3 separate regions of the Homo sapiens genome follow, and all the other regions are linked to region 2. Evidence: read pairs that join two places in POLR2A ChIA-PET (ENCODE). Cell type or tissue: CD4-positive, alpha-beta T cell. All regions are shown on one strand. Region 1 overlaps CACNA1I (calcium voltage-gated channel subunit alpha1 I). Region 2 overlaps TNRC6B (trinucleotide repeat containing adaptor 6B). Region 3 overlaps ADSL (adenylosuccinate lyase).

Region 1 (4,000 bases), 660 kb after region 2:
GAGCTTGTCTCTACAAAAAAATTAAAAAGTAAAAAAAAAAAAAATTAGCCGGGCATGGGGCATGTGCCTGTAGTCCCAGCTACTTGGGAGGCTGAAGTGGGAGGATCACCTGAGTCCAGGGAGGGCGAGGCTGCAGTAAGCTGTGATCGCACCACTGCACTCCAGCCTGGGTGACAGAATGAAACTGCCTCAAAAAAAAGTCTCCTTTGCATCTATCCCTCAGCCAGGACCACCTACATCATTGTGGGACTTGGTGCAAACTGAAGATGCAGGGCCCCTTGTTCATAAATGATTAAGAATTTCAAAATAGTGACAGCAGAGTATGGACCCAAGCGTGGGGCCCTGTGTGACCGCACACATCGCATGTCAGCCCCATGCCCAGCCCTCCCTGATCTCCCAAGGATGCTGGCCTGCAGACCTCGCCTCATCCAGCCCCCATCTCGAGGACCAAGAGAAAATGTCAAACTGAGAGCTCACCACAATGCTGAAGCTAGGCAGCTCTTCACCCTGCTCAGCTTAGAGCCTCATCGTCTTTATTTATAAATATGAGCAGACAGGAAAGAATCGCTAAGCAATACAGAATGCTTCAAGTCAAAAGGGCAGCGTGGGGGTGCCCATGGGAGTCAGTCTGTGGAGCCAGCAGAACAAATGACTTCCCTGAAACAAGAGTTAGGAAAAATTACCCTAGAACTTGGAAATACGGCAAAAGGAGGGCACTATTTCTCGCAATGTCATTTTGAAGCATAATTTAACAGGCCATTTAAAGATTATTTCATTATCCAGGGAGAAAATACCTTTGTTTGCTTCACAATTTCCTGTTCACTAAAGGTCTGGATGCTATGAAATTACATTTTAACTTGTAGATTTTTATCTGGCAGAGATGTATGTGATTTCTGCCCAAAAGATAACTCCAAAGGTTATGGTTTATTACCCTGTAGGTTATTAACCAGTTTTGACTCTAATCTCACTTTCTTCCTACATTCTTTCTCCGATGTCTGTTTTCCTAATTCTGCTGATTACCATCTGCTGAGTCCCTACTCCTTAACGAGCTGGATAAATCTGCCGTATACATTCATTCTAAGATTTGTGTAAGGGTCACTTTTTTTACCTTTTCAGAAATTATACTTTGGTACAGGGTTACTTCCAGAATCGTGAAAAGACTTTTAAGAAGCCTAATTAGTATATAAGGAGATTCAGGTGAATATTGTATTTATAAAACAAGAGCAGGCATCCATAAAACAAGAGCAGGCATCCATAAAACAAGAGCAGGCATCCATAAAACAAGAACAGGCACAAGGTACTCTGAAAAACAAGAAATCCAAAAACAAGAAGTGTTCTTGTGAATTAAAAAGACACTGAGGAAATGAATTATTCCATAGGGGCAGTAAATAGGGGAAAGGACATTGCTGAAAAGCCCACTTGTGATTCAGAAGCCCAAGTCAAAGATTTCTCTCATATTACAAGCAAAATCTGTGAAAGAAAAGGGGAAAGGCATGGACAAAAGATAGAGGACAGAAACATCTATATAACATGAATTCCAGAAGGAGACAGCAGAGAATAATGGGCCATAGTCAAAGAAGAGATGGAAGAACTTTCTTCTGAGATGATGGAAAGCATGAATCTTTTTTTTTTTTTTTGACAGGGTCTTGCTTTGTTGAAGACTAGAGTGCAATGGCACGATCACTGCTCACTGCAGCCTCAACCTCCTGGGCTCAAGGAGCCCAGCCTCCAGCCTCAGCCTCCTGAGTAGCTGGGACTACAGGAGTGCACCACAAACACCTGGCTAATTTTTTATTTTTTGTAGAGATGGGGTCTCACTATGTTGCCCAGGCTGGTCTCAAACTCCTAGGCTCAAGGAATCCTCTTGCCTCGGCCTCCCACAATGCTGGGATTACAGGGGTGAGCCACTGCACCTGGCCAAAAGCACCAGTCTTGAGTTCTCTAAGGTCCCCCTTAGACCTGCCCTAGAGAAAGGTCTGATTGTGAAGGTAAAGAGAAAAGCCCACAAGCTTCTAGTCAGGAAAAAGAAGGTCATCTTCCGAGAAAGAGGAACCAGATCTGTACTGGACTCACCTGCAATACTATAGTGTAGGTTTGAATGGCAGGATGTGTGCAGTGTTCTGACTCTACAATAGCACAAATAACGGTCCACACTCAAAGATCAAAGGAATATATGTTTGGACAGGCAAGATTGAAAAATGACACTATCCAAACACCTTTTCTTTTAAAAAAAAACTACTTAAAGATGTTCTCCAGCCAAACCAGAATAAGAATGAAAACGAAGAACGTGACTAAGAGGAGGATACAGTGCTCAGGAAACCACAGGAAACCAGAGTAGCTTCCGTACAGGTCTCAGTGACTGTTGACAATGTGTTTGTAAAACTGAATACAGTGATTGAGAGAAGATGCTTAGAGGCCAGGTGCGGTGGCTCACACCTGTAATCCCAGCACTTTGGGAGGCTGAGGTGGGAGGAAAGCTTGAACCCAGGAGTTCAAGACCAGCCTGGGCAACATAGTGAGACCCTGTCTCTATAGAAAAGAAAAGAAAAATTAGCCAGGGTTGGTAGCACATGCCTGCAGTCCCAGCTACTCAGGAGGCTGAGGTGGGAGGATCCTTTGAGCCTAGGAAGTCAAGGCTGCAGTGTGTGGTGACTGCATCACCACACTCCAACCTAGGTACAGAGTGAGACCCCATCTCAAAAAAAGAAGGAAGGAAGGAAGGGAGGGAGGGAGGGAGGGCGAAAGAAAGAGAGAGAGAAGGAAGGAAGGAGGGAAGGAAGGAAGGAGGGAAGGAAGGAAGGAAGGAAGGGAGGGAGGGTGAAAGAAAGAGAGAGAGAAGGAAGGAAGGAAGGAAGGCAGGAAGGAAGGAAGGAGGGAGGGAGGGAGGGAGGGAGGGTGAAAGAAAGAGAGAGAAGGAAGGAAGGAAGGAAGGAGGGAGGGAGGGAGGGAGGGAAGGAAGGAAGGAGAGAAAGCGAGAGAGCAAGCAAGCTTAGAAGAGGTGTAACTTTTTTAAAACCCTAGTGAAACGAATCACCTCACTTCAGAACACATCTGTGGAATTTAGCAGATACCTGATGGGATTCTCACACCCTGACTGTCCGTCTCAGCCATGCGTCTACTGAATCAAAAAGGTCACACCTCCTCAATAGCATTCTACACACGAGGTCACACACATACACACATACACTGACACACACACTCACACACCCTCTCTCACACACACACGTACAGCCTCCAGCCTTTTTCTCTCTCCTCTGCCCTAATAATGACCCACTCTTGGGCATGGTTAATGTCTCCTCATCCTTCAGCTCTCCCGTGTCACCTCCTCAGGAAGCCCTCAAGCCCCCAAGTCCCCAGCTTGGCTCAGTCGGGCTGCTGTGTTAAATGCTCTCAGCAAACCACATGCTTTGCCCAGCGCCCTGGTCCCCGTGTGTGAAGGCACGCCCACTGGCGTAGCAGGTGGGTGCCTCCCCGAGACAGGAGTAGGAAGGACAAGGCCTGTGTCTGGCTTGCTCTCCTCCTTGCCCCCAGCAGCTAGGGCGGCGCCAACACTGGGGAGCAAGTTGTTCAGTCCCTGGTTGATGGATGAATGCATGGATGGGTTTGACCCAGGAAAGCAGGCACAAGACCCAGAGCAGGGTCACAGACGCTCCAGATGGGCTCAGCTGTAACCAGGCCTGTCCCTGACGGCAGCTTGTGTCTCGGTAGAAATAACCACAGTCTGGAGTCAGACAGTGCTTGAGTCTGTGCTCGGTCTCTGGCGTGATGAGAGATCCAGGATAGCAATCCTAACAGCTAGCATTTATTGGGTGCTCATTTTGACGCAGCTACTATTATTATTCCCCTTTTCAGATGAGGAAATGAAAGCTTAGAGAGCGTCAGTGGCTCTCTCAAGGTCGTATCATTAATTAGCATAAACTCACCCAGTATCCGCTGGCAGTGCTGGAGGACGCACAACTTAGGAAGGGAGGAAAGAATGTCTGTCTGTCCATCATTCCTC
Region 2 (4,000 bases):
TACCAATTCTAACAAAGTAACTTCTCCTTTTACTCTACTCTCAAGGGAAACAGTTTTTCCAAATTCTCCACAATCTCTCCAGTTTGCTGAAGGTAGGATGAAGGTGGCGGCTGACAGTGACAAGAATTTAAACACAGCAAGGTCATGGAATACATTCCATTAATTAAGGCGGAGAGGGAAGCAATCAACATTCACTCCCCTAAATCAACAGTGGAATTAATTCCCTGAAGTGCTGCCTAGAAGAGTTAAATGTCCATGGCAAAGTCCTTGGGAAAGGTTTCAAGCCTCAGTCCAAGGGTCCCTTCCCTTCATCCACATTCTTAAAAGATCTACCCCTGAGTAAACTTTATTGAAGCCCCTGGCCTAGATGGGCTAAACATTCTTCCTAAGTGCTCCTGGAACACATCATCCATCTCTCTCTACCATGAAAATTCTCCATTCAAAAATCCATCTATCTCTACCACCGAAATTCTCCATCTACAAGTCCCATCTCTCTCTATCACAGAAATTCTCCATTTACAAGTCCTTCTCCCTCACCAGGCCATGACTTCCTGAGGGCAAGGACCCATCTTTCATCTTTTCTTTCTTCCTTAGGGCATGGCACAGAGTGGACTCTTACAAGAAACTCCAGGCCTAGAAAATCACAAACTCAGCTTGGTTCTGGTTTCTACAGCTACCTGGACTCAAAGACTTGCACCGCTCTCTGTGTAAATACTAGAAATGTTACAAATCTTTTTGCTTTTCTTTAAAAAAAAAAAAAAGTGTTTCTTCCCAATTCTTTAAAATAGAAATTTCAAAATGTAAATACTTTTTCTGTTTACTTTAAATCATTTGATTTTTTTAAACTTAATTTTAAAAATGGCCCGCACACAGCGTGGGAATGTCGGGGCAACCGTGAAACCGCACTCTGCCGGACCCTCTGGCTCTTCCCGTCGAACATACAGAGAAGGCTCTCTTAGATCTGTACCTCCCTCGCTGCATGCTGCCAGAAGATCACTACCCTCTCCATAAAAATCTACCTGGCAAATAGAGGCTGGAAGTCGTACAGAAATAATCATCAAGCCTGACAGTTCGGATGATTCTGAGGCCCAAATCCCTGCCTCCCAGGGTAACGTCAGGGCCAACTCTGGGGGTAGTACTGCTTTGACTGCTAAAATGATGCGGGGCCAGCATGTTGCTTGCTGAACTGGCTCCTTTATGAGAGAGATACATCATCAGAAATCAGGCGGCCCAATCTATGCCACTACTGGACATTAACATACTGTGGGTGACAGGAGAAAAGAGCAGGTGCCTGCAGCAATTTCCAGGTAACCCCATGTCTAACCTCAGCTAATCACAAGGCAGCACCAGGCCTCCCAGTAAGGGGAGGGGGAGTGGAGGTCAGAGGATCCAAAATCTGATGAGCAGAATAAATGTGTGACTTAAGAAAATAAAATTAGTCGGCCAGGCGCGATGGCTCACGCCTGTAATCCCAGCACTTTGGGAGGCCGAGGTGGGTAGATCACAGGGTCAGGAGATCGAGACCATCCTGGCCGACATTGTGAAACCTAGTCTCTACTAAAAATACAAAAATTAGCTGGGCGTGGTGGCATGCGCCTGTATTCCCAGCTACTCAGGAGGCTGAGGACGAGAATTGCTTGAACCTGGGAAGCGGGGGTTGCAGTGAGCCGAGATCGTGCCACTGCCCTCCAGCCTGGGCCACAGAGCAAGACTCTGTCTCAAAAAAAAAAGAAAAGAAAATTAGTCATTATCTAATATTCATGACCTATAACAACAGATGGATACATAACTGGTAAATGAATGAATGAAGATTATTTAATATTAATTTTCTATCTGTTACTGGAGGATTCTATAGCACAGGGCATTCGCAATCCCCTTTTATCTTATTATGAGAATAAACAAGAAGTTGGCAGAGACTGGAGAAATTCATCCCAACTGGTTTTTAGGACAGAAAGAGCTATGTTTCTGTAAGGCTGCCCTGCTATAAAGGTCAAGAATCTTCATTATAAGTTACCCAGGTCTACTACATACTTTTAACTCAATCCAGAAAAACAACAAGACATGACAGAGTGACCTGCAGGACTGAGGGCTGAACACCAGTTTGACTCACTTTAAAACATTCACAGCACTGTTTCAACTGAAGAAATTTGGTAGGTATCACGTATCATGTAAGATTCCTTGCAAAAGTTCCTCAGGGCACTTTCCCACCACATCAGAGACAGAATGGATTGTAAATGATAAAGTCATTATAAAATGGGAACACACCTCAACCACTTTCCTCCCAATACAGTGTGCTCTGGCCCAGGAGATTAGTCATTCAAACTCCAGGACATCATGTACAAATAGGTCAAAGTATAAAAAGAAAAAAACAAAACCTCCAGGAAACAGTCAGAAAACGCCCAAGACACCACCTTAGTCATAGCAAACTGTGTTTCAGCACCTGAATGAATTCTTACTCTATTTTTTAAATCACACCTTTCTGTGAATCCAAGAATGTTAAGCTTTTAAAGGCCAACCAGAATTGCCGGCACTAATTGGAGAGCAACACAGCTTTTCAGGCAGGATGTCTGATCCAAATTGACTCCCAAAGTCCAAACTTAAGACATCAGAATCAGTGTGCATCACCCATCATCATGGTCCAGAATGTTAGACGATAAAGGGCAAGAGAAGCTATCATTAAAAGTCTGAATATGTTACTTTTCAGGCTGTCTCTTTTCTGAATCTTAAGGATTTGTAAGTTGTGCAAGTTTTTCTAAAGATGAGCTGTTCAAAGTAAGTGCATAGTTTCTTATCTTCCAGAGGAAAGGTTTGTGGCTTAAACATGATCTCAGTACTATAGGGAAATAAAAACATTGTGGGGTAAAAAAAAAAAAAAAAAAAAAAAAAAAAAAGGCTGTGTATCCTATTTTCTGATTTCCATTCATTTACTTCTTTTTTTGTTTGTTTTTTGAGACTGAGTCTTGCTCTGTTGCCCAGGCTAGAGTGGAGTAGCAGGATCTCAGCTTCCTGCAACCTCCACCTTCCAGGTTCAAGTGATTCTCCTGCCTCAGCCTCCCGAGTAGCTGGCGTGCACCACCACGCCTCACTAATTTTTGTATGTTTAACAGAGACGGAGTTTCATCATCTTGGCCAGGCTAGTCTCGAACTCCTGACTTCAGGTGATCTGCCCGCCTCAGCCTCCCAAAGTGCTGGGATTATAGGCGTGAGCCACCGCACCTGGCCGTCCATTCATTTACTTTTTTTTTTGAGGCGGAGTTTCGCTCTTGTTGCCCAGGCTGGAGTACAGTGGCGTGATCTCGGCTCTCTGCAACCTCCGCCTCCCAGGATCAAGCGATTCTCCTGCCTCAGTCTCTCAAGTAGCTGGGATTACAGGTGTGCACCACCATACCCGGCTAATTTTGTATTTTTAGTAGAGACGGGGTTTCACCATGTTGGCCAGGCTGGCCTCGAACTACTGACCTCAGGTGATCCACCTGCCTCAGCCTCCCAAAGTGCTGGGATAAAAGGCATGAGCTACCGTGCCCGTCCTCCATTCATTTTCTTTTAAGAACCATTTACGTGCTCTAATAATTGAATCTCCTCCCCTTCCTCATCCCATTTTTCTTATTCCATTCTTGTATCTCACAGTTTAAACTTCCAATTGCCCCTATTTCTGAAAACTCCAATTAGATGCTACTTTTTCAGATAAAAGTGCTCTTTAAGAAACTTCCAAACCAGGCAGGGTTCTGAACACAGCAGCTGCACAGAACTAGTACAAACTATTATTTCCTTTAACTATCTCAATGGTATCAAACATAAAAAAGAATGACCTAGAAATGTTTTTAAAGTAGTAGTTAAAATACAAACAAGGCCTAGAAAAGATATTCTAGGCTGAACATTTTAAATCTGATGACATGCAGTGAGCGGTCAATGTGTACTGAACAATTTTCAGTAACCTCTCAGCACTGCCTCTATTTCTTTACCTTCCACTCCCTCCTCAACCCAACACACACTGGCTTTT
Region 3 (4,000 bases), 98 kb before region 2:
TCCTATCATCCTCAAAGGCAGCCTTGTCTCTTAGGCTCCACCATTGAGTTTCTGTGTCCTGCAGGTCACTTTCAGAATACCTTATGGTCATCTCCCTCAAAGAGCTGCAGGAAACTGGCCTGAGTGCCAGTGGTACCCTTTACTCCCCGGAAGCGCAGGTCATCTCGGACACGCTTCAAGTTCTGGAGATCCATGCAAAGATCCTGAATCCAAAGACAGCAACGTTTCCCAACTGTGGTCAGCTGTGCAGGCCTGAAAACCCAAAGAGAACACACGAAAGTCTCAGACCGAGACCTTAAATCATCAAGGTTTCATTGCTTCTTTTAATAACCACCATTACCCCTTGGAGGGAGAACAATTTAAGTAAGAGAGGGAGTAACTGGTAAAGATAAAACAAGAGATAAAATGTTTAACCAAATAATCGTTACGGAGATTCAATGTCATTTACAAATAGTCAAGGAGTATGAAACTAAAAGGCGATTAGCATAGTACTTTCTTCATCAAGAGGCAATTTTTAAATTATTATTATTTCTAGACTGGGTCTTGCTCTGTTGCCCAAGCTGAAGTGCAGTGGCATGAACATAGCTGACTGTAGCCTCGACCTCTGGAGCTCAAGTGATCCTTCTGCCTCAGCCTTCCATGTAGCTGGGACCACAGGCATGCAATACCATGCCTGGCTAATTTTTAAATTTTTTGTAGTGACGGGGTCTCACTTTGTTGCTCAGGCTGGTCTCAAACTCTATGTCTCAAGCGATCCACCTACTTCAGCCTTCCAAAGTGTTGGGATTACAGGCATGAACCACTGTGATGCACGGCAAGAGACAATTTATTATAAGGGCAGGGACAATGTCCCTTTTGTTCATGGCTATATCCACAGACATTGGTAAGAAATACATTAGATACTCGTGTAATATTTGCCAAGTATCTGATGTACTCTTACTATTGGAAATACAACAAGGAATAACACAGACAGGGTCCTTGTCCAGTGGCACTTGCTTACATTGTAAACGAGTAAAAAAAGAAAACAAAACAAGATTAGGCCAGGCGCGGTGGCTCATGCCTATAATCCCAGCACTTTGGGAGGCTGAGACGGGGGGATCACTTGAGGTCAGGAGTTCGAGACCAGCGTGGCCAACAGAGACAGGTAAAACCCTGTCTCTACTAAAAATACAAAAAATTAACTGGGCGTGGTGGCGGGTGTTTGTAATCCCAGCTACTTGGGAGGCTGAGGCAGGAGAATCACTCGAACCTGAGAGGCAGAGGTTGCAATGAGCCGAGACTGTGACACCGCACTGGGCGACACAGCCAGATTCTGTCTCAAAAAAACAAATGAAAAAAAAGAAACAAGATTAATTATTGAGATTTTAAGTGCTAAAAGAATAAAAGAACGATGAAGGTAATGGTGATGGCTGCTCTAGATTGGAAGTAGAGGAAAGCCTTTGTGAGGAGTCAAGATCCAGTGAGGAATAGTCATGCTATGGAGAACAGCTACACAACACACATAACCAGAGGACTCAAACACAGCAGCTAATGGCTTTGTTTCCAGCATTAAGCCTAAATCAAAGTAGGGTGCCATGGCTCATGCCTGTAATTCCAGCACTTTGGGAGGCCAAGGAGGGCGGATCACCTGAGATCGGGAGTTTGAGACCAGCCTGACCAACACAGAGAAACCCCGTCTCTACTAAAAATACAAAATTAGCCAGGCGTGGTGGTGCATGCCTGTAATCCTAGCTACTCGGGAAGCTGAGGCAGGAGAATCACTTGAACCCAGGAGGCGGAGGCTGCGGTGAGCCAAGATTGTGCCACTGCACTCCAGCCTGGATGACAAAAGCGAAACTCCATGTCAAAAAAAAAAAAAAAAAAAAAAAGCCCAAATCAAGCCACTGAAGGTCTGTTTCTGAACATAAAACATAATTACGAGGCCAGGTGCGGTGTCTCACGCTTGTAATCCCAGCACTTTGGGAGGCCGAGGCAGGTGGATCACTTGAAGCCAGGAGTTTGAGACCAGCCTGGCCAACATGGTAAAACCCTGTTTCTACAAAAAATACAAAAACTGGCCAAGTGTGGTGGTGCACACCTGTAATCCCAGGTACTTGGGAGGCTGAGGTGGGAGAATCACTTGAATCCGGGAAGCTGAGGCTGCAGTGAGCTGAGATCACACCACTGTACCCCAATCTAGGTGACAGAGTGAGACTCTGTCTCAAAACAAAACAAAAAAACAAAATATATAATTATGAATAAGTTGCCCTAATGTCCAATTTCTTTCTTTTTTGAGACAGGGTCTCACTCTGTCACCCCAGGCTGGCACACGCTGGTATAATCACAGCTCACTGTAGCCTCAATCTCCTGGGCTCAAGCCAACCTCCTGCCTCAGCCTCCTGAGTGGCTGGAACTACAGGCACAAGCCACCACACCTGGCTAACTTTATTTTTTTTAAGAGCCATGGTCTCCCTATGTTGCCCAGGCTGGTCTCGAACTCCATGCCTCAAGCTATCGTCCTGCCTTGGCCCCGCAAAGTGCCGAGATTACAGCCATAAGTCACTATGACCAGCCTAATTTCTTTCTTTTTTTTTTTTTTTTGGAGACGGAATTTCACTCTGTCGCCCAGGCTGGAGTGCAGCGGCGCGATCTTGGCTCACTGCAACCTCTGCCTCCGGGGTTCAAGTGATTCTCCTGCCTCAGCCTCCTGAGTAGCTGGGATTACAGGCATCTGCCACCACACCCAGCTATTTGTGTTATTTTTAGCACACATGGAGTTTCACCATGTTGGCCAAGCTGGTCTTGATTTCCTGACCTCGTGATCCACCTGCCTCGGCCTCCCAAAGTGCTGAGATTACAGGCACGATCCACTGCGCCCGGCTGCCCAGCCTAACCGCCCAGCCTAATTTCTTTCTTTCTTTTCTTTTTTTTTTTTGAGGTGGAGTCTCGCTCTGTCACCTAGGCTGGAGTGCAATGGTGCAATCTTGGCTCACTACAACCTCCGCCTCCCAGGTTCAAACAATTCTCCTGCCTCAGCCTCCCAAGTAGCTGGGACTATAGGCATGCGCCACTGCGTCCGGCTAATTTTTTTTTTTTTTTTTTTTGTATTTTTAGTAGAGACAGGGTTTCACCATGTGAGCCAGGCTGGTCTTGAACTCCTGACCTCAGGTGATCCACCCACCTTGGCCTCCCAAAGTGCTGGGATTACAGGCATGAGCCACTGCACCTGGACCCAGCCTAATTTCTAATAGATAACCTAACCTATTCCAAATGGAATTTCTTTCCTCTTAGGCTAATGACACTGACAGCTAGGAACATCAAGGCGTAACACTAGGAATGTCCATAGGAGGCACATCACAAGCTATAGTATATCCCCAAAATTAATCTTACTGTTTTCCTTGTTAACTGCTAACAGATTATTGGTGTAAGCAAAGAAAGAAGTAAATTAGCATGGACTTGTTCATGGCAGCATTATTCATAGTAGCCAAAAAGTAGAAATTACCCAAATGTCCATCAGTTGTTGACAATTGGGTAAATGAAACATGGTACAACCAATGGAACGCTTTTCAGTCATAAAAAGAACCGAAGTTCTGATTCAACATGGATATTGAAAACAGCAACAGAAGCCAGACACAAAAGGTCACATATTGTATGCGATTCTGTTTATATGAAATGTCTAGGCCGGGCGCGGTGGCTCACGCCTGTAATCCCAGCACTTTGGGAGGCCGAGGTGGGCGGATCTCAAGTGGGCAGATCACTTGAGGTCAGGAGTTTGAGACCAGCCTGGCTAACATGGCGAAACCCTATCTCTCCAAACAATAAAAAAATTAGCCGGGCATGGTGGTAGGCGCCTGTAGTCCCAGCTACTAGGAAGGCTGAGGCGGGAGAATCATTTGAACCCAGGACGTAGAGGTTGTAGTGAGAGTGAGCCAAAATCACACCACTGCACTCCAGCCTGGGCAACAGAGCAAGACTCCCTCTCCAAAAACAAAACAAAACTCAAAAAGTAGAAAGAAATTTA

The links. Peaks named below come from ENCODE experiments on the same cell type or tissue, not always from the same donor. Only the 100,000 strongest peaks of a DNase experiment are listed, where the experiment ranks them.
Region 1: POLR2A ChIA-PET joins it to region 2 with 8 read pairs; 1 of 35 experiments calls an interaction of 5 or more read pairs at or near these places.
Region 3: POLR2A ChIA-PET joins it to region 2 with 5 read pairs; 7 of 35 experiments call an interaction of 5 or more read pairs at or near these places.

What each region holds. Positions count from the first base shown.
Region 1 is chr22:39,600,789-39,604,788 of GRCh38, reverse strand. All of the region lies in intron 3 of CACNA1I (calcium voltage-gated channel subunit alpha1 I), which reads right to left. Among named protein-coding and RNA genes, the nearest start is that of CACNA1I, 32 kb to the right of the region's middle. In CD4-positive, alpha-beta T cell, no CTCF peak of the experiment used is centred here; a DNase peak (open chromatin) is centred at 2,328; H3K27ac peaks cover 771 bases.
Region 2 is chr22:40,256,963-40,260,962 of GRCh38, reverse strand. All of the region lies in intron 3 of TNRC6B (trinucleotide repeat containing adaptor 6B), which reads right to left. It overlaps LOC124905121 (a long non-coding RNA gene), which reads left to right. Exons shown (of 2, transcript XR_007068107.1): 2 at 595-1,921. Among named protein-coding and RNA genes, the nearest start is that of TNRC6B, 81 kb to the right of the region's middle. In CD4-positive, alpha-beta T cell, no CTCF peak of the experiment used is centred here; a DNase peak (open chromatin) is centred at 2,342; H3K4me3 peaks cover 280 bases; H3K27ac peaks cover 909 bases.
Region 3 is chr22:40,355,116-40,359,115 of GRCh38, reverse strand. It overlaps ADSL (adenylosuccinate lyase), which reads right to left. Exons shown (of 13, transcript NM_000026.4): 5 at 81-252. Among named protein-coding and RNA genes, the nearest start is that of ADSL, 11 kb to the right of the region's middle. In CD4-positive, alpha-beta T cell, no CTCF peak of the experiment used is centred here; no DNase peak of the experiment used is centred here.